Regions from separate parts of the Mus musculus genome. Here region 1 is linked to region 2. A link is a loop called in an ENCODE intact Hi-C map of the cell type or tissue named here. Cell type or tissue: heart. All regions are shown on one strand. Each heading gives the region's core, and the rest is flanking DNA. Links, peaks and the distances in the headings are about the cores only.

Region 1 (10,395 bases), core at 1,461-9,460, 700 kb before region 2:
TTGCCTGTCTCCAAGGAGACATAGTCAGTCTACCTGGGTTAAGAAAAGAAACCCCTCCCTATGTTACCAGTTCAAGTTCAGCACTGAGAGCCAAGCTAAGACAGCAGAAAAAAAATAGTGTTCCTAGCAATTGCTTTTATTTTGTCTGCACTTATTTCTGTTGATGAACTGAGTTAATGACTGTGTATTAAGGCAAAATGATGAACGTGAACACATTGCCTCAAAATTAGTTTATCTTCCTAACAGTCAGGCACCAAAACTTCATTGTGGGAGTTGTTTGGCAAAGAACAGACTAGAGTTTGTTTCAGTAGATGTGACAGTGACTGATAGTAGCTAGGAAATATTTAAGAAGAAGAATTTCAAGTTCCCAGATAACTTTCCCCTTGCATTCCCCCGAGCCTCTTGGGAAGGATATAATTGTGATTATAAAGAGGAAGCTATTAGCAAGCAGGATATTTAAAGAGAACAGATTGAAATATGGCTCCTTAGGAGAATTGATTACTAATCGCCTTGAAGTTAGAGCGACTTTCAGTGCATTTCAGATGTTACTTATAAAAAGGAAGTTTCTCTTCCACTTTACATAGAAGAGATCTTACAATCACTTTGTTCATGTAAGCAATGCTACTTCAAAAGAATCAGACAGGCTTAGGACTCAAAGTGTTTTCCTCTTGCAATGGGAATATGAAAGGTTAGGAGGAGAAAGCTCTGTCTCCCAGTCTAAGTGTTTTCGAGGCTTGGAACAATTTCTCATTATTCCATTTTGTTCTTTACCAAGGATCCCTCACTTATCACTTTCTCTTAATTCCCAAGGAGTGTGTTATTTTTTTTTTCTTCAGTTTCCAGTTCTTAAGCCCTTGTCAGGCAGAAGTGTCATTTACACAGTTACTGCTTTCTTTCCTGCAGGGGTAGAGAACTCTAAAATCTTTTCGTTGCACTGGTGGCAAGGTCGTTTCAAATTACAGTGAACTGCAGTTCATAAGAGTTAAGCTATTAAGATTGGCGGCATACCTTAATTGGTGGAACACTTGCCTACAACCCACAAGGTCCCAACTCAAATTTCATTACTGTCACTTCACAAACTGGATGTGGCAATGTACACTTCTAATCCTGTCACTTGGGAGGTGGAGAAAGGAGGTTCAGGATCAGGAGTTTGACACCAGCTTGGACTACATAGCGTAGCATGTTCATGTCAAGCCTGGCTACATGAGGGTTTATTAAAAAAAGAAAAAGAAAAAGAAATCAAGCCACTGTTCAAAATATATATCCTATAATCCTATGTAGCTTTTCATCACATAAATGTTATCTTCATTTTTATTCCATTTCTGTGAATGTAGCATTGACTCATGTGTGTGTGCATTCTCCCCACCCTGGTGTGTGTGTGTGTGTGTGTGTGTGTGTGTGTGTGTGTGTGTGCTAGTACATGCTTGCACATAGGTGGACTTGTACATGGAAGCCCTAGTTTGATTTGGGGAATCATTCTTGATCTTTTTTTCTTCCCTAGTTACTAAGGCATGTCTCTTAATCAAATGCAGACAGGTCTGGAGAGACAGCTTGCTCTGGGGTTCCTGCCTCCAGCTTCCAAGGCTGGAATTACAGGTGGGCACCTACATCTACCTGCTATTCATTTGACTTTTGCGGATCCAAAAATGATTCTCATCCTTAAAAGCCATCTCCTTACTCTGGAAAGCTAACTTTATTCTTATAATACACTTTTCAAAATCTCTACTCCTAGCCAAGCTTGGTTACTCAAAGTCAAGTAATGTTTAGATAACATCCCCCGATTATGCTCCTCCTTGGGTTTCTGCCTTCCCTTAATTATAACCATGTAAATCCACCGTGTCCCTCTTCAAGGATGCCTGTACACTTCCAGTAACCATTCCTCACAGTGAGTCAGGAGGATTCTTCTAAAACAGATCACTGTAACTAAAATCCACCTTCTGTATGAAACAGAAGATATCACTCACTCTGACTCCCTCTCAGTCTTTGCTCTCTATTGAAACACTCCATACCCCGCCCCCACACGGAGTATAGTATGTTTTCTAGATCACTAGTTATGTCAAACACCTTCCAAAAGGCTTTCCAGAACCCTTTAAGTACTGTAAAACAAAAGACACCTGGTGGATTCTAATCAGTAGAAAATTCCATTTGACCACTTGGACTCTCTCTCTGTAAACCCAGCCTAAGCCACAGGAGTTCTCTTGGCAGATATGTCTGCTCCCTACTCACTGAACTCATGACAACTTAACCAAATAACTGTACGCAAGAGTTGTACAATGTAACTCTGAAACTCAAACATACAACTGTGAATTCAGACCTCTTACATTTTCTCATATCTTTATCGTAACATTCTGGCTTCTTTCTGTTTTGTTTTGTTCTGATCAATGTCTAATTATGTTTCCCAGGCTGGTCTTGAACCCATAGACATATGCTGTTGCCTCCAGCCTTTAGATAATCTGAGAGTACAGCTTTGTACTACAGCACCCAGATATGATTTCTGCTTTGTTACCCAACATAACAATCATCTTCTCCTAATGTAAAAATAAGTCATTGTGTTTGATTGATCTGCCACTGATGGTTTCCTGTTTGCTAATGCTGTTGCGTAGGGCAGTCTTTAGACATGGTGCTACATGAATCCACTCATCCTGACTTCAATTCATCAATCTTTCCTTTTCCCCTCTGAGTACTACCAGTGTAGCCCAACTGCTACAGCCTAACTTCATAAGCAACCAGTGCTTTTAGCAGTTTCCTTTAACGTGGGAAGAAATGGAAAACACTTTCAATGTTTTACTGTGTTTTTAAACAGACATATCATCACTTTACCCAGGTAAACAAAGCCAGGCAGATTAACACAATGATGGTTTGCACCAGCAAGTTGGCTCAGTGGATAAAGGCTCAGTGCCCAGCAAACTTGGCAACCTGAGTTTAATTCCTGGAATTCAAATGAAGGTTAAAAGAGAGAGAGAGCTGACTCCACAAACATGTTCTCTGACCTCCACACAAAAGTAATGGAATATGCATGCCTTCAACCTTTCATACACACACACACACACACACACACACACACACACACACCAATGCTTAGTAAATTTTTGCAAAAACAAAATTAATATTATTTTATATATGGCAGCATGATTGCACTTATGAATCCTGTTTTAGTGCAGTTTTTTCCATAGCATATTTTTTACATATACCTTCCTTCCTATTCTCTATTCTTATAAGGAGGAAAATAATGGTGTTTGACTATGAGATAAATTTTGTTTGACATAAGGGAGTAATGTTAAAATCAATAAGTTCAATTTTGAGGGAAAGGATTCTGGCTAACTGTGAGGAACAATCCCAGATCTTATGAGAATAGAACCCTGAATGGAGTCAAGATATATAATACCTATGAAAGACACTGGGAGGCTGGGAATACAGCCTTATGGTAGAACACATGCCTAAAGCAGTGGATTTGTTCCCTATCAATACCAAAATGAGCGAATGAATTAAGAAATAAATATATTGCTAATGTTGTAATGATTCAAGCTGTTAGTGTTTTTTGTTTTTGTTTAAGATTTATTTCTTTGTTTTATGTATATGAGTTTATTGCTGCTGTCTTCAGACACACCAGAAGAGGGCATGGGATCCCATTGCAGATGGTGAGCAACTATATGATTCCTGGAAATTGAACTCAGATCTCTGGAAGAGCAGCAGTGCTCTTAATCACTGAACCATATCTCCAGGCCCTAGTGTGTGGCTATTAATGCTTAAAGGCCACATGTCACAATGAGCATGGTTTTGCATGCTTGTAACCCCAGGACTTGGGCAGGAAGCTGAAGCAGCATCATGAGTGTGAGGCCAGTCTGGGTTACAGAGCAAGACATAATTAAAGAAAAAAGTGTCACCACGCTATTTCAGAAAAGAAAAATGAACCTATATATCCTCCTTAAAGATCTCTATTATCTTCATGAGATGGGAGTTTAGGTCAGCAACACGCTTTTCAGGTGTCTCGGGGGTATCCAGAGCTTGCTGTGGTGGGAGAGCTGAGTTCTGATGGTGTCAAAGTATATTGGAGATCTGCTGCAACCCGAGGACATAGGAACCAAGCCCCAGATAGAGACACCCAGGATAGCTAACCCCAGAGATAACCATATAGTAAGAAGCAAGCCCAAGATCATAAGCAACAGAAGCCAATATACTTTGAAACCTTATTTGTTAAATGATGAAAATTTCATCAGACCATAGTGGCTCAGTGAAGTTCACTGGGAAGATTGAACAGGAGGATCAATTTGATATGGAAGGCAGCCTTGGTTACACAGAGAGCTGAAAACATGTCCAGGATACAAAGTAAGATCTTGTCTAACAGCAGCAGCAGGCAATAGCAACACAACAACAACAACAACAACAACAACAAATCTATGATGTTGGGGATATTTTTGTATACTGTGTATTTGAATGCTCATTTTTGTACCCAGAGATCTGGGTACAGTTTAAATTTTGGTATCATCATTATAAAGAACCATTTCCTGACAGTATTTTGTGAAACATTGTTCTCCATCACTTCTAATTGGTTAAGAAAAACCTGATCTTTCTATAGCTAGGGAGAAGAATTAAGACAAGACTTCCAATTCCAATGAGGGGGTCCGGGGTAAAGTGAATCAAGAGATTGTGAGAGAGTGGCCATGGGGTTGTGACCATGATGGAGTCCCCATGAGGACAGATGAAGTACGAGGCCTGGGCGAGATTAAAATGGCAGGTAACAGGGCACATGGCTGGGTAGTAGGCAGCATAGTTGGCTAAGAATAGATGCATCTCTCTCCAGCTATAGTAGTTGAAGTTTAATAATAAATATTATAGGTCTCTGTGTCAGTATTCTGGTACAAGGGAGGGAATAGAAAAGCCTTGCACTTTTACACTACAGCATGCGTAAGCATTTTACTGAATTAATTGTATGTAGTCATTTCACTTAAGATATTAATGTTACTAATTAAATGCAAATTAAAGCCTCGTGTTAACAAAGGCTGTTCACTCCCCAAACTGAAGGAATAATCACTGATGTCTGATATTTTACTATCCTTTACATCTTATCAAGGAAATAGCCAAGTTCTTGTACTGTCGTGTACAACCAACACAGAAATCAGAGCCACGTCAATGAGACTGGATTCTGTGAAAGGAAGTCTTCAGTGAGAAATTAACTATTGCCTATACCTGCTACCGTGTACTAACAATAAATGCTTTTAGTCCTTTCTAGTAAGAATTTTAAAAGTTAGCTTTAGTTTAAAATCTGACTGTTTTAGTAAAGAACACACAAAGCTTGGCTTCCATTTACTTAAATAATTTAAAACATTTTAATTGAAAACAAAATGCCACAAAGATTTCAAAAGCAAACGTCAAGATGCAATTATCTACAGGAACAATAATGACATCACCAACATCACCAAGCATTGTAGTAATAAAGCCACGAATGTCAGCTTTCATTATAGCTCATTGCCACATCTTGTTACCAAATTAAAATGTAATCAAGTTTTTATAAATTGTCATGGAAACATCTGTTCTGAAGTAATAATATGTTAGAGCTGGGGTGTTTATGGTGCTTTCCATCCAATGTAATTGAAACTAAATCATGTCATATCTATATCTAATCTATATTTATATATCTATATCTAATATCTCTATCTCTACCTATCTGTCATCTATCTGCCTATCTATCTATCTATCTATCTATCTATCTATCATCTATCCATCTATCTATTTATCTATCTATCATCTATATGGAGTTGCTTACAAGAAATTTTAATAAGAACTTTATTTTGTAGAACCTTAGGACAATCCTAGCAAATGTAACAAGGAAAGATTCAAGGGCTTGCATCAAATGATTTGTTTAAGATGCGATTTTTCAAATGTATAGTGCTGCATTATGGTAAAGATTTTGAAAAGCCATCCTAGACTCAACTCTATATGCCCACCGAAGACAGTGGTAAATTAAAAAAGAGAGGAAGCCATTCGTTGTCATGGAGCCTCAGAGGGCAGTTTTCATAAACCAGAGTTTCCAAACTCTGTATTACTATTCTATGTATTACTATTCAAGCTTTAAAAAAAAAGTGTCTCCTATTGGTGGCAGAGAAGAGATGGCTCAGTGGTTAAAAGTCCTTGCTGTTCTTCCAGTGGATCTGAGTTTGATTCCCAGTACCCATATTAGGCATCTTGCAGACACATGGAACTCTAGCTCTAGAAGAACTGATACCGTCCATGAGAAACTGTAAGCATATCTACATACCCCCACACAGACACTCAAACACATAACCAATAACAAAAATAAGCTAACCCCTTTCTGAAGGAGCAGAAATTGTAGTTCTTATTTAGTAAAATTTGTGTTTGGTGATTCTGGAACCCAGAGAAAGAATTTTAACTAATGCATTATGAGGTACTTGAAGGACCTTAGCTTATGCATATGAGCACACTGTTGCTCTCTTCAGACATCAGAAGAGGGCATCGAATCCCAATACAGATGGTTCTGATCCACCACATGGTTGCTGGGAGTTGAATTCAGGACATCTAGAAGAGCAGACAGTGCTCTTAATTACTGAGCCATTTCTCCAGCTGGATATTGGGTCATTAGACCTATCATTTTCTTAAATTCACATTCAGTAGGGATACCAAAGAGAAATAGGACAACTGGGTTTTCACAACTTTAAAAGGAAAAGCACTTAGTGGCTGCTACAAAGGGAGTATGTATGCTGTAGCATGTGAGCATGTCAGAGGACACCTTGCTGCTACAGCTTGCATGCAGGGTCAGAAAGACAACTCTGGAGCATGTGGTATGATTTCAAACTAAATCATCAGTGGTTTATAATAGTTTAACTTCCCGAGTCACTTAAACTTTCAGATTTCTGTCTCTTCATTAGCTAAATGGAGAGAATTACTAGGCTGGCATAACAAACACTATACATTTCATCGTAGTATGATGAATGAGAGCTAGACAATCCCGAGTGTATCTATGGAAAACTTATTATTCATCCTTATCAGCACTATTCATCATTAGATCAATAATGTGGAGTGTTTTTGTTTCTTTGTTTCTTTGTTTGCTTTCATACTTGTTCTTATTTTCCTTCCTAAGCAAGGAAGCCGGCTTCATGCCTTTCTATATAATATGGTGTTTCCATGGTACACAACATAGAAATGAAGAAGGATGAGAGATAAAATAAGCTAAGCATCACTGAAGAACCCTTAAGTTAACAAGTAGATGAGCAGCATCAATCAAGCACTGACATGGCCTGGTTAACTGGTTCAAGGGTCTGGCTGCCAGTTCATCAACCACATGGGAGACAAGCTATAATGTTCCACAATGTGTCCTTCATGGTGTTCTTCACTACCATGCATATCTCACATAAACCTGGACACATGATCCCTGGCCATGGGGGTGAAAAGTGATTTGTCTACCCAGATCGCTGAGCAAAGAAATGAGATTCTCTGGTCTCCTGTTCAGGTCTGCAAATACTGTTTCCAGCTTCAAAGCTTCGAACTTCACTTCTCACTACAAATGATTTTCCCAGAGACAGACTTTCGTTTCTATGGTGTGTTTTAGTGGATGACTTAGCTCAGTGTAATGGGCTCATTACATTTCTACGAGGAATCTGGTATGCATGTAGGAAAGAATTTTAGTTTTCAAAGAAATATTACCAATTTTCTTTAAAATTATTTTTGTGCATGTGTGTGTGTTGTGGGGTGCATGTGTTCATGTGTAGGCAAATAGGTTTGTGGGGACACACACAATTAACACACCACTAGAGATTATGTTTTCTACTGTTCTCAATATTATCTGTTGAGACAAGTTCTCTCACTGAACCTGGAGCTCAGCAATCAGGTAAGATTAGCTACCCAAGTGAGCCTGGAGATTCTCTTGTCTACACCTTAAAGCAGTACGACTTTAGCTACATGCTGCCATGCCTGGCTGTTTGTTTGTTTGTCTGTTCTTGTTTGTTGTTTTGTTCTTTTCATACATGCTGAGAATAAGAGTAATAATTGCACATCAAACACATTGCCAGCCAAACCATTTCCCCAAGCTTTAAATTTGGATTTTAAAATTGATTTTCATTGAAAATGTTTGATAGTTGCAGATCATTTCACCTCCCTAAAAGAAGAAAAGGGTTTGATTTGTATGCTAGTCATGGCTTTTAGCAGGTCCTAGATTGCTTCTAATAAAATCTCCCTTACTGCTGATCATTTGGATGAGGCTGACAATTTACCAATTATCCAGAAACAACCTTGCTTTAGTCAGCATCCTATACTACTATAGTATCTTGGCGAAGACTGTGAATTTCCTAAATAACCATGATTTGGCTGTATGCCTTTCAATTTACTTGTTTGAGTGCAAACCATGACAATCATTTATTTTTTTTTGCTCTGGTACCTTCAGCAATCTGTGTTTATAGAGCTATGTCTCCATCAGAAATTTTTTACTACATAATAGTTGTCTATATAACGCCCCCATAAACCCAGTAAGGATGGGTTTGGTGTAAAGTCAGAGTGTCTTAGAGACATGTAAGAGCATTGACAAGTGTATTATTAATACTTGGTGCATTTCCAAAAGCAAGGCGAGAGGGAAGCATCTGTGGTGTGAGGAGCAACTTTGCCCATCACTTTATTAAGACATGTGTGTATATATGTGTGTTTGTGTGTACATGTGTGTATAAGTGTGTGCTCATGTGTGTTTATGTGTGTCTGCTGTGTGTGTATATGTGTGCATGTGTGTACACATGTGTGTCTTTGTGTGAACGTGTGTATATGTGTGTAGTGTGTGTCTGCGTGTATGTGACTGTGTATATGTGTGGTGTGGGTATGTATATGTATATGAGTATGTTTGTGTGTGATTGCACATATGTGTATTTTATGTGTGTGGGCTAATTATTCAATTTGTGTTAAATCTGAAGAATCTTCTCAGAGAAGAACTAGTGAGGCAGAGTTAGTGTTCAGTAACAGACTATTAAAAATCTATGAAGATGGTCTTGTTCAATCACAGAAGAAACTACAAATATTTCCTTACCACTAAGAATGAAAGGAGGAATAAGTGATTGTGTCTGGCCTCAGATAAAACCCTCCTGTTAAGGCCTGATGCTAGTTCCCATATCCTATTTACACTGAGCAATTTTGCAAAAATAATAAGAAGTGCTGTTGTATCAGTCTCAGAAGAACAAGATACAAAAGCAAAGGTTTGTGAGGCATTTGGGCCTTGTGTTGGGACAGGGGAAGTGAGCATGTACCCGTCTTTACTTCACAGAACATGGCTGCCATAGGGACTGTGTCTCTCTTAAATGTCTTCATTCTACCAGCTGCCCACAAGTTTAGTTTTCAAATCTGAGCATAAATACACACCATCAGCAAGTTCATCTCTGAAATATAGTACCATATGAAAAGTTGCTTTATGTCCAGGTATTTTTAGAAAACCTTCATTCCTTGGCAGCACCATATGGGGTGACTCTTGCTTGATTTTTAAGCTATGTGCATTTTCCCAGAATGTTACCCTTTAACAAATATACTGCAATTATTTTGATAGGATATGTGGCTACTTTTCAAGCTGCTACATTAAACCAATTAATCATTTAAAAACCTTTTTGAATCTTTCCTTTTCACAAGTTGGAGACATCTAGAAATCTGTTGATACCAGATGGAGAGGGAGGGGGAGGGCATATGCCCAGGTTTGTGAATGCCACAGTAACATCAATGAATGAAATATTCTAGAAGATGGACCTAGGAGGTAGGTGGTCAATGGCTAAACACTTGCCACATGATCATGAGGACCTGAAATGTTGGGTGGATGTGACAGCTAGGCTGCAATTCCAGCCTCAGAAAATGAAGACAGGGCATCTTAGTGCAAGCTTGCTCACAAGGCTAGGAGACTCGCCACATTGACTTGCTTTAGGCCTGACAGACCCTACCTCATGAATGCAATGGAAAAGCCCCTTAAAGAAAATTCTGTACATGGCAATCATGGGCATCCACATGAAGGCGCATCCATATGAACATCTTTTCATACATACACAGCACAAATGAAACCACTACCAACAACAACCTCAAAATCAAAGAAGTTCTCAAAAGATTTAGTGAGGGAAATTTTAATTCTCCAGTTGTTAGCACTTGTCATTTGAATATGGATAAACAGTGTGTCCCAAGTTACAGCCATGAAACAAGGGTTGACAGTTGTAGTGGCTATTCCTGGTTGTCAACTTGACTATATTTGGAATGAACTACAATCCAGAATTGGAAGACTCACCAGTGACCCTAATCTGGAGGCTGGGAGATGAAGTTTTTGATCTGGATCTTGGTATGGAGATCTTGAGGCATAGTGGCTATGGATTCAGAAGATTAAAACAGGGAGATCTCCGAGTTCAAGGTCATCTAGGATTAAAGGTGTGGGGA
Region 2 (10,395 bases), core at 711-8,710:
GCAAAGAGACACACATGCCCCTTCCTCTAATGCAATCTAGACTGTGGGTCCTTCTGAAGTCTCACTGTATTTCAGATACAAATACTCCACCGAGAAAAGGCTCTACTTGTCTTTGTGCTTGTTGATGTTGTTTGTAAGTCTACAAGCTGTTTAATCATCATGAGCTGTTAATCTTGCTGATGTTTTCTTTTCTCCGTTATTTTAACAGAGGTAGTGGTTCATTGTTTCCCAGTCTCTATTAAGACATTCTTGACAGCCATTCTACAGTAAAGGGCGCTGCCAGAAGAATGTTGTAAGGATCATTTAGCACATGTTTTTAAAATCAGCTAATGTATTCCCTAGGATATTCTTTGGTTTTGTTTTGAAGATAATTACTTGTGGCCAAATTTTTATTGAGGACGAATTAAACTACTGTTCCTAATGGAGGCACAGTGTGATAACATGCAGAGATTTTTTTTAACATTTTATTTGGTTATAATTTAAACTGAGCCTCTTTTTGTTGCTGGAACAAAGTGATTTAAGGATAATAGAGTGTGTGAGCACATTTTTACTTAGTCTTTTCACGTTTTAAAGTTTATGCAGAAAGACAAAGTCCCCATATTTAGATACCATACCAAGGTTAAGCAGACCTTGTAAGGCAAGTTAACTATTAGATCTACAAGATTTTTCTTGAGTTTTACTACCTTTCTTAAGAAAATTCACCAAGCCTTCAGAGCATCCTCTGTAAACTCTCAGCTAGAGAACAATAATAATTTAGGCCAGGCATGGTGGCACTTGCCTTTAATCCCAGTGCCCAGGAGGTAGAGGTAGGCAGATCTCTATGAGCTCAAGGCTAACCTGGTCTACATAGTGAGTTCCAGGATGTCAAGAGATACACAAAGATACCTCCCCCCCCCCAAAAAAAAAGAGGAGGAGGAGGAGGAGGAGGAGGAGGAGGAGGAGGAGGAGGAGGAGGTGGACAGACTCTTTTGACAGAAATGGAAACATGTTCTAAACCAGCCAACTGGTATACCTGTGCATTAGTTAAGTTTTCATTGCTTTTAAGAGACACCATGACTAAGGCAATTCTTTCATTCCTTTAATTTATTTATTCATTTTATATCTTCATCATTAACCCCCCCCCAGTACAATTCCTTCCTCCATTCCCCATCCCTTCTCCTCTGAGAATAGCTCCTATGTATTCCCTCTACCTTGCCACATCAAGTCTCTGCAGGGCTAGGTGCATCCTCTTCCACTGAGAGGCAAATATTAATTAGGCCTAGCTTACAGTTTCAAAGGTTTGGTCCATTATCATCATCGCAGAAAGAATGGCAGTGTGCAGGCAGACATGGTGCTGGAGGAGTGGAGAGTTCTACATCCTGATCCACAGGCAGCCAGGAGGAGACTGTCTTCTGTAGTCAGCCAGAAGGAAACTCTGGATCCTCTGGCCAGACTTGCACACTTATATGAGAACTCAAAGCCCCAATCCCACAGTGACACACATCCTCTAACAAGGCCACACCTCCCTATAGTGCCACTTCCCATGGGCCAAGCATATTTGAACCACCACAACCTGCTTACAACCTCTACTGAGAACACTAAACAGACTATATACAAGTGAAGCCAGTTTGTATATCTCTACTAAAAAGTGGGGCTTGAGAGATTACTTGGTGGTTAAGAGCCCTTTTTTTTGCAGACTTATGTTCAGTATGCAGCAGCTACATGGTGGCTCATAACTATCCATAACTCCACTTCCAGAGGGACTGGTGCCCTCTTCTAACCTCCCACAGGCCCCAGGCATACACTAAGTACACATGCATACATTCTGGGAAAATGTTTACATACATTAAATATATTTTTCAAAAGCTAAAAAGAAAGAGAAAGGCAGACAGACTGAGTCAGGCCATCTAAGGTCTCTGAGCCTTCCCTAGTAACTAGTCCCCCAGCCCGAGATGAAAGAAGAGTTGAGGAGTCGGAGGTGAGTGTTTCTATAATTTGTTTTACAGGATCTTCAAAAAAAACAAATACTTAGCCTACAAATAAAAGTATATATTGTTGATTATGTTTATATATTAACAAAAAAACAATATCACTAAATACCATAATGAATAACAACACATATGCTTACAAGAGGAGCAAAAATTACCAAATCATGTTGACCTGGTTGCCTATTCGGTGTGCTCCATGAATACTACCAAACTTGAGTTAAGGTCTAAAAATTGAAAATTTGGGGTAGGCTTGGGTTGTCAATCCAGTGTCTCTATCACTCAAGAATAAGCATCACCAAGCCAGGATGGGGTCCTTGTGACTTCTTTCTTTCTTTGTATTTATTTTATTATCGAGACAGGGTTTCATTGTGTAGGCCTTGCTATCCTGGAACATTGTAGATCAGGATGACCTTGAACTCACAGAGATCTGCTTGCCTACAAGCATATGCCGCCACCACCCTGGATCCTTGATTTTAAAGTTATTAGAGGCTGCATTTCTCACGGCAACTGAAACATCAGAAAATGGAGTTTTCTGAACTCAGAAGAAAGGCTGTGACATACAAAAGAGCTGAGCATAGGACCTCAAGAATCCAAGACAAAGTAGGAAGAATGTCCAGAGAGGAACCGCACATGTATTTTAGAGACAGTGGAATATATGATCAGATGCCTTAGAGGTGGACATACAGGATCCCTGTGACAGGCTGTTACCTCCAGAAACCATGTGCTACTATTTCCTCCAGCCTAGCTGAACACTCTCCATCTCTGCACTCTCATATTGACCTGTGCTCCCAGCTGCCTTCTGTCTGCTTGCCAGCTGCCTTACTAGTCCGAAAGTGCTGTGGCTGAAGGGGCTTGTGTCTTACACTGGCTTCCTTCAGTGGTGGACTAGAAGGTGAAATTATCCATTTCCTATCCAAGCAGGTGTTTATCACAACAGCAGGCAAACAAGACCAAGGTTGTCATTAAATCTCTGCGGCTTGGAGTGTAGCTCTAAAAAGCACTTTCCTGGTATTCATAAATCCCTGGATTTAATCCACAGCACTACAAAGTAAAGTGTGTGTGTGTGTGTGTGTGTGTGTGTGTGTGTGTGTGCGCGCGCGCGCACGCATATGTATGTATTGATGCCTAGTCTCGTGTGGCAGCTACACAGCCTGTATTTCCAGGTACTCAGACCACTTGAGTCTCAGAATTTAAATCCAGCATGGGCAACATGGTGAAATTCTGTCTCAAAATAAGAGGAGAAAGATTCAAAAATCTCTGGGTCGTATCCCAGACCAATTAAATCAGAATTAGAGTCAGAGCCCAAGCTCCCTGGGTGATTCCGAAGAGCAGCCAAGCTTGGGTAATAGTGCTCTCTTCACAGTCAATCAAACGCCTCTTCAGTTCACAGTCAGTTGGGCCCTCTCTGCCCCACGCACGGTTTGGCGGCTGGCCGGACCATCCATCTGTTGGTGGCAGCAATAGTCACTGCTGCTTCTGTTTTCTCAGGATTCTTCTCGCTGCATATTCATGTCTTCACCCTGATTTAGAGCTACTGGAAGGAGACTCTTGTGAGATTTTATAACTTGTGGCAACACAACAAATGCACCTACATTTCCTTAGCTCCTCAGAAGCACACATGTGTTTGTGTGTATTTATAGACATATTCTACCCAGAGTTTAACTTTGCTGTAGTTCCTTAGTTCTCAGAAAATGTGTGAGCAGGCTTCTCCAGTTTCTGGAGGAGGTGCCAATTCAGAGTCTGTGGTGAATCTTCAGCACCCTCTAGTGGTGTTAGTGGAGTACATCTGTTTTGTTCAACAGGATCGTTTTTTCCACGCCTCTTGATTACCAACAGCATCCAAGGACACTGACCTGAGGAATCGTCTGTTGCATTAATTAGCCCTGTGATACAACTCGTTCGTGTGAAGAAGAGTCTCCACTAAGTATAACTGACTTCTCAGCCTTTTCTTTGTCCCCCAAAGGCCAGCCAGGAATTGCCATTAAGAATAGGCCATTCACTTGGCAATGGTTTATTGCACCTGTTATGTGAGTGAAAAAGGCCCTAGTACGTCAAAGTACCAAAGTATTAAGACAGTAGGAGAGTATAATAATTAAGGGCTTTGCAAATTGTACTTGCAAAACACATGAAACTGAAGAAGAACGAACACCAAAGTGTGGACACTTTGCCCCTTCTTAGAATTGGAAACAATCACCCATGGAAGGAGTTACAGAGACAAAGTTTGGAGCTGAGACAAAAGGATGGACCATCTAGAGACTGCCATATCCAGGGATCCATCCATAATTAGCCTCCAAACGATGACACCATTGCATACACTAGCAAGCGTTTGTTGCAAGGACCGTGATATAGCTGTCTGTTGTGAGACTAGGCCGGGGCCTAGCAAACACAGTAGTGGATGTTCACAGTCAACTATTGGATGGATCACAGGGCCCCCAATGGAGGAGCTAGAGAAAGTATCCAAGGAGCTAAAGAGATCTGCAACCCTGTAGGTGCAACATTATGAATTAACCAGCACCCCTGAGCTCTTGACTCTAGCTGCATATGTATCAAAAGATGGCCTAGTCGGCCATCACTGGAAAGAGAGGCCCATTGGACAGGCAAACTTTATATGCCCCAGTACAGGGGAACCCCGGGGCCAAAAAAATGGGAATGGGTGGGTAGGGGAGTGGGGGGGGGGACTTTTGGGATAGCATTGGAAATGTAATTGAGGAAAATACATAATAAAAAAAATAATAATAATTAAGGGCTTAACTCTGGAGTCAAGCTGACTCATTCCTATCCCATGCTTGATAGTTCTTTAAGTATGGGCCAAGCGACTTGGCCTCTCTTTGTACTACGGGTCCTTATCTGCAAAGTAATTATACACCTCTCTCCGAGTGTATTAAGAAGTACAGTCTAATATTATCATCACCCTAATTATTAAATATATTTTAAAGGCTCTAATTTTAACCTGGGGCAATGTCCCCAAACATTTCCCCCACCCCTAGATAATGCACAAACTATCACCACTTCTTTTGGTAAACAAGGAAGAGGCCCCCAAAGTCTTTGACCTCTTTGACAACCCATTTCATAGACTTTCATTTATTCCTGGTTTCTTGGCCACCCCTCATAGTTCTTATCTAAAGCAGGGATGGGAAACAACAGCTAAGTCAAAACTCTTACCCAAAGTTCATTTGGTGCAAATTTGGGGTCACTGGGTCATAGCTGCATTTGTTTGTCTGTTTTCTCCAGAAACCATAGGACCTGCAGGACACACGACTTTCACCTGCTACCCTTTCACCTCGAATTACGTCTTGCCCTTTATCTGGGTTTTTAAGTTTCTCTGTATTTACACCCACCTATGTAGAGACAATTAAGACAGAATTTGCAGGCTAGCCCAAGACACAAAATCAGCTTTCACCCTCTACCCACCAACCCAGGACTTCACAAACCCCAGATCTCTCTTCCTTCTCTTATTCTGACAGATAAAAGTCATCTTCTTTGTATCTTAAATACAATGGTCTTGGAAAGGCAAGTCAATGAATAATTGAAAGACCTCTCAAATTCATAATTGAATAGCTTTTCTTAAGACGTTTCCCTCAAGGTAGATATGGTGGCACATGCCTTTAATCCCAGCACTCAGGAGGCAAAGGTAGGCAGATCTCTGTGAGTTCAAGATCAGCATGCTCTACAGAGTGAGTTCCAGGACAGGCAGGGTTACCAGGGACCCCCAAAAAAAAAAAAAAAAAAAAAAAAAAAAAAAAAGTTAATTCCTTAATTTTCAACAATCTCGTTTCTTCCTATGGTTTAAATTATTAAGCCTTGAACTTCATTTGATCCCCTAGGTAACCAGAAAATGGCCTAATCTCTGCTCTCTGGGAGATAATATATTTCAAAGTAAAAAGTAAAATGTCAGACCACATCAAGAATATTGTGTGTATACTAAAATGGAGATATAAATAAGCGGGCAACCCCTGCATTTGTTCAAAAGGAAAATATTGCAATCAGTAGGGTTAGGGAAAGAAGGAATCTTTTGAGATGACGATGGATGAAGTTGTGGATGTTGCTGTAGATTCACTTGTGCGAGTGTTAGAGATCACATGACTAGCCTGGACAAGCTGCGTTATAGTTATGAAGCTTCTTGCCTCCAATCCTCCCTGTGAGGGAGCTCTCTGGATTGCTAGACCATGAGCCTTGGCATCCACAAAAACTTACCACTTAACAGGTGAATGACCTTGGACTGGGTTACTCCAACTCTAGCTCTCCCCTGACTCCAAGAGCAAGGTGGGGAATTGTTAGTTTCGAAGTGGTGTGGTGCAGATAAACTGCTTAGCGCCTTGTGAGACATCCAGAAAGGTGGGACTATTAGAGAGCCATCGAAGAGGGCAAGAGCTGTCTATGTCTTGTTCAACCTTGTACCCTTACCACCCAGCTGAGCATCCAGGGGATCATACTGAATGCTCCCATCCAGGTCACTGCAATGGAGATGCAGACTCAGTTTGGAACACCGCAGTGATCATCACTGTCAGCATGGGAGGTTAAGGTCTAAAGCAGGAGCCAGGAAGACCTGAGTGGGATCCTGCTTTGCTGTGTAATGGTTGCTTATGTGGGGGAGGCGAGGAAGACAGTCTAAGATCTTTGTATTTCTGCTTCACAAAATATGTATAAAGCAGAAAAGACCATCTCTTCCAGTCCTGTTGAAGCTAAGGCATCGTGAATGCACTATGCACACACGTGTGTGTATACATGTTCATGTGAGTGGCTACATAGAGGGATATGTGCGGGTGGAGGTCAGAGATTGACATTTGATGGCTTCCTCTATGGATTGGTTTTTTGAGGCAGGATCTCTCACTGAACCTGGAGCCCCAGCTGTGCCTCAGTTTGTATGTGAATACATACTCGGCATCTAGACCTTCAAAACCAAGGTTCCCCAGCGCCAGACTTTCTTTACTTTTTACTGAAAAATCTTGCCTAAGCGGTTTTAAGAAAACAAACAAACAAACAAACAAACAGATTACTGAGTCTGATAGAGCATGTGCCTTTAATCCCAGCATTCTGGAGGCTGAAGGCATGCTGATCTCTGTGAGTTCAAGACCAGCCTGGTTTTCAAACTGAGTTCCAGGGCACCCAGAGCTTTTACAGAGAAGCTATGTTATGAAAAGACAAATAAATAAATAAATAAAATTTAAAAAGAAAAAGATAAAAGGAGGAAGCAGAGGAGGAGGAAGAAGGAGGAGGAAGAGGAGGAGGAGGAAGAAAGAGGAGGAAGAGGAGGAGGAGGAGGAGGAAGAGGAGGAGGAAAAGAAGAAACAAACACAGAATCCCTTTTCTGAATAAGAATATTGATGTTGAAAAATATGGTAAAGAGCTAGGATGTTGTGGATGAGTGATTCAACAGTAATTAGGATATAAATAATTTGAGGTTAAAGATACAATTAGAAGATAGAGTTGGGGGTTTTTTAAACTACTAAACAACTTGGATTCAGTCAGCTAACCTATCACATCAGATAGGTAATAGATAGTTTCTCTCTAAACTCTAATCTTTCCACTTTTGACCAAAGCATCATAAATTTTAGTTTTTAGAACAGAGCCTAGTTCCCTGTCTGGAATCCATGACTGTTGTAATAGGGATCAGTGAGCTATTTAATAGCTGAAAAACACCATCAGGTTTAACATTTACCACCTATGAGGCTGCACAGATTAATTAAAATGTCACACTCCTTTGCCTTTAGCAGGCGCTTTATGACACTATTGCAGTCACTAATTACCAAACCAAATGAGCTACTTGATGGCATCATGAAAGTGACTGGTGAAATACTACTTTAAAATCTGGGGCTCGGGCTAATGGGAGCTTTCTAATGAATGAACTCTTATCCCTTAAAAAAATGTTTATATCCAAGTTTCATTGATAATTGTGCTTAAAAAGAAAAAGTGGCTAGCTAATCCAAAACTATATGCAGAAATAGTTTACGGAAATTTTTACAAATTCAAAACTAGTATGCATTATTTTGAGATTTGCAAACATACTTGCATCTCAAAAATGCATACAAGATGCTTGCAACCTAGCCTGGCAACCTAAATTTGACCCCTGGGATACACATGATTGGAAGAGAGAATGGACTACTTTAGGTTGTGTTCTAACTCCACATGTGGTTGTGGCATATATGTATGCAGAAAGAGAGAAAAATAGAAAGAAGGAGGGGGGGAAGGGAAGGAAGAAGGGAGGGAGGAAGGAAGATGTAATTTCATAAAAGACCACTTGGACAACTATTCTGTTTATGGAGGAAGGCTTGCTTGAGAGTGGTGTGTGTGTGTGTGTGTGTGTGTGTGTGTGTGTGTATTTGTCTCACTGTGTGTATGTACCTATGTGGGCATGTATGTGTGCGTACAGATGTGCATGTGAGTGCACATAAAGTTCAGATCAAATGCTTTCCTCAAATTCCACCCTATCTTTTGAGATAGAATCTCTCACTAATCCTGACTCACCAATCTAGCTATGCTGGCCGGCAAGTCAGCCCCAGGAATCCAGCTGCCTCCACTCCCCCCAGCATTGAGACTACAGGTGTATGCCACCAGAACCAGTATCTTTACATGAATGCCAGAGATCCAAACTCAGGTTTCCTCATCCTTGTATGACAAACAGTTTTCATAAATGCATCATTTATGCATTTATGCAGTATGCTCTATTTTTAAGATCTTATATTTTGATCGTAATGTATCTTGAATGTCTGTGGTCACAAAGAATTGCATTTGACTCTAGTTTTAATTGGAGATTTCAATGAGTATTAAACAGATATAACACTTAATATTTAGTTTCTTTCATAGTGTGTGTTGCTATGCTGTGTGTCTCACATGAAATATTCTTAATAATGCCCTCTTTAAACTCTGGCTTTTATACTGCATTACTGTAGGAGCATAAAATAATTTAATACATGATTTTTGCTTCCAGGAGTTTCATGTGTGTATATATTTAACAACCTAAGGCAGCATTGCATATGCTAAGCAAGTCTCCTAACACTGAGTTGTATCTTTGGTCTTTTTTCATCCTGAGACAGGATGTTGCTAAGTTTTCCAGGCTGGCCATGGAAGCAAGGCAGGTTTTGAGCTCGCAGTCTTTCTGCCTTGGCCTCTAGAGTAAGTGGGCTTGTGGATCTGTACACTAGGAGATTTATTGTGTTGTTGTATTTGCTGACAAATGTATAGAAACTTATTTTGACCAAGTTGTGGGCAATAATATTCACTATGTATTGATACAGAATTATGAAGTTTCATGTTGCAAAGCGGAAGTTTAAGGAAACATTACGCCCATATGATGTAAAAGATGTCATTGAACAATACTCTGCTGGTCACCTGGACATGCTTTGTAGAATAAAAAGCCTTCAGACACGGTAAGCAATGGGCATGGAAACTATCTGGTATTTCCTACAATACACAAAACCTTTCGATTCTGTATTTCCGACTCTTGTTCGGTAAGCAACAGGGTGGTTGCCTTTTAACATAGATTGTATTCTTCTTTTCGTAAATGGAGAGAAGGTTAGTGGTACCTCGTAGGGTTGAGCCAACTATTGACTAGTCAGTGTAGTTTGTAACACGTAGTATCCTTGGCACTGGCTAATCAGTCAATGTTAATGATAGGCTAACATGGCAGCTCAGTAGAACACTTTACAAAAAAACCATAGCTTCCTTACTTGCTTATTGCCCACATATCAGGTATCAAACAAATCCTCACTGAGCCTGTTCTATCAGTGTAAAATCATCAGAGTTACGATTTCATGGCTTTTTTGGTAGAACTCAGAACTGACAGGTCCAAGGGAGACGTTATTTTGTTTGGACAGTTTCCCTCTAGACGCTCCTTCCTACGTGATTTCATATTTGATCATATGTAATGCTGTGTTAAAAGAACCATCAGGGGCTGGAGAGGTGCCTTAACTAAGAACACTTGCTGCTCCTCCAGAGGACCTGAGTTCAAATCCCAGCACCAATGTTAGGTGGTCCACAACTGCATGGAACCCCGGCTCTCAGAGAATCTGACTCTTCCAAAGGGACCCGCACACAAGTAGCAGACACATACACACACATATATATTTAGTGCCTATAACCAGAAATCTTCTTTGTCTGGCAGCGTTGATCAAATTCTTGGAAAAGGACAAATGACGTCAGATAAGAAGAGCCGAGAGAAAATAACAGCAGAACACGAGACAACAGATGACCCCAGCATGCTCGCCCGGGTTGTGAAGGTTGAGAAACAGGTAGGGCTCAGCCCCACTTTCAGCTGGGATTCATTCATCAAGGCAGAGTATCTGCAACTTCAGTGTTAATATTCATGCTAATCGTTTTAAATTTTATTTTATGTGTGTGAGTGTTTGGTCTGCATATACATCTGTGCTCGAACTTTAGTGCCCAAGGTCAGAAGAAGCTGTTGGATCTCCTAGAACTGGAGTTGTGAATC

The links. A loop is a pair of places that touch in the nucleus more often than their neighbours do. Peaks named below come from ENCODE experiments on the same cell type or tissue, not always from the same donor. Only the 100,000 strongest peaks of a DNase experiment are listed, where the experiment ranks them.
Region 1: a loop joins it to region 2, with 16 times the contacts of the local background. A loop is called at or near these places in 2 of 42 quality-filtered maps.

The regions. Positions count from the first base shown.
Region 1 is chr1:22,109,177-22,119,571 of GRCm38, reverse strand. No RefSeq gene overlaps it. Among named protein-coding and RNA genes, the nearest start is that of Kcnq5, 150 kb to the right of the region's middle. In heart, for the core only: no CTCF peak of the experiment used is centred there; no DNase peak of the experiment used is centred there.
Region 2 is chr1:21,404,732-21,415,126 of GRCm38, reverse strand. It overlaps Kcnq5 (potassium voltage-gated channel, subfamily Q, member 5), which reads left to right. Exons shown (of 14, transcript NM_023872.3): 12 at 9,203-9,334; 13 at 10,069-10,195. Among named protein-coding and RNA genes, the nearest start is that of Khdc1b, 26 kb to the right of the region's middle. In heart, for the core only: a CTCF peak has its summit at 3,730 (motif pointing left); no DNase peak of the experiment used is centred there; H3K27ac peaks cover 348 bases.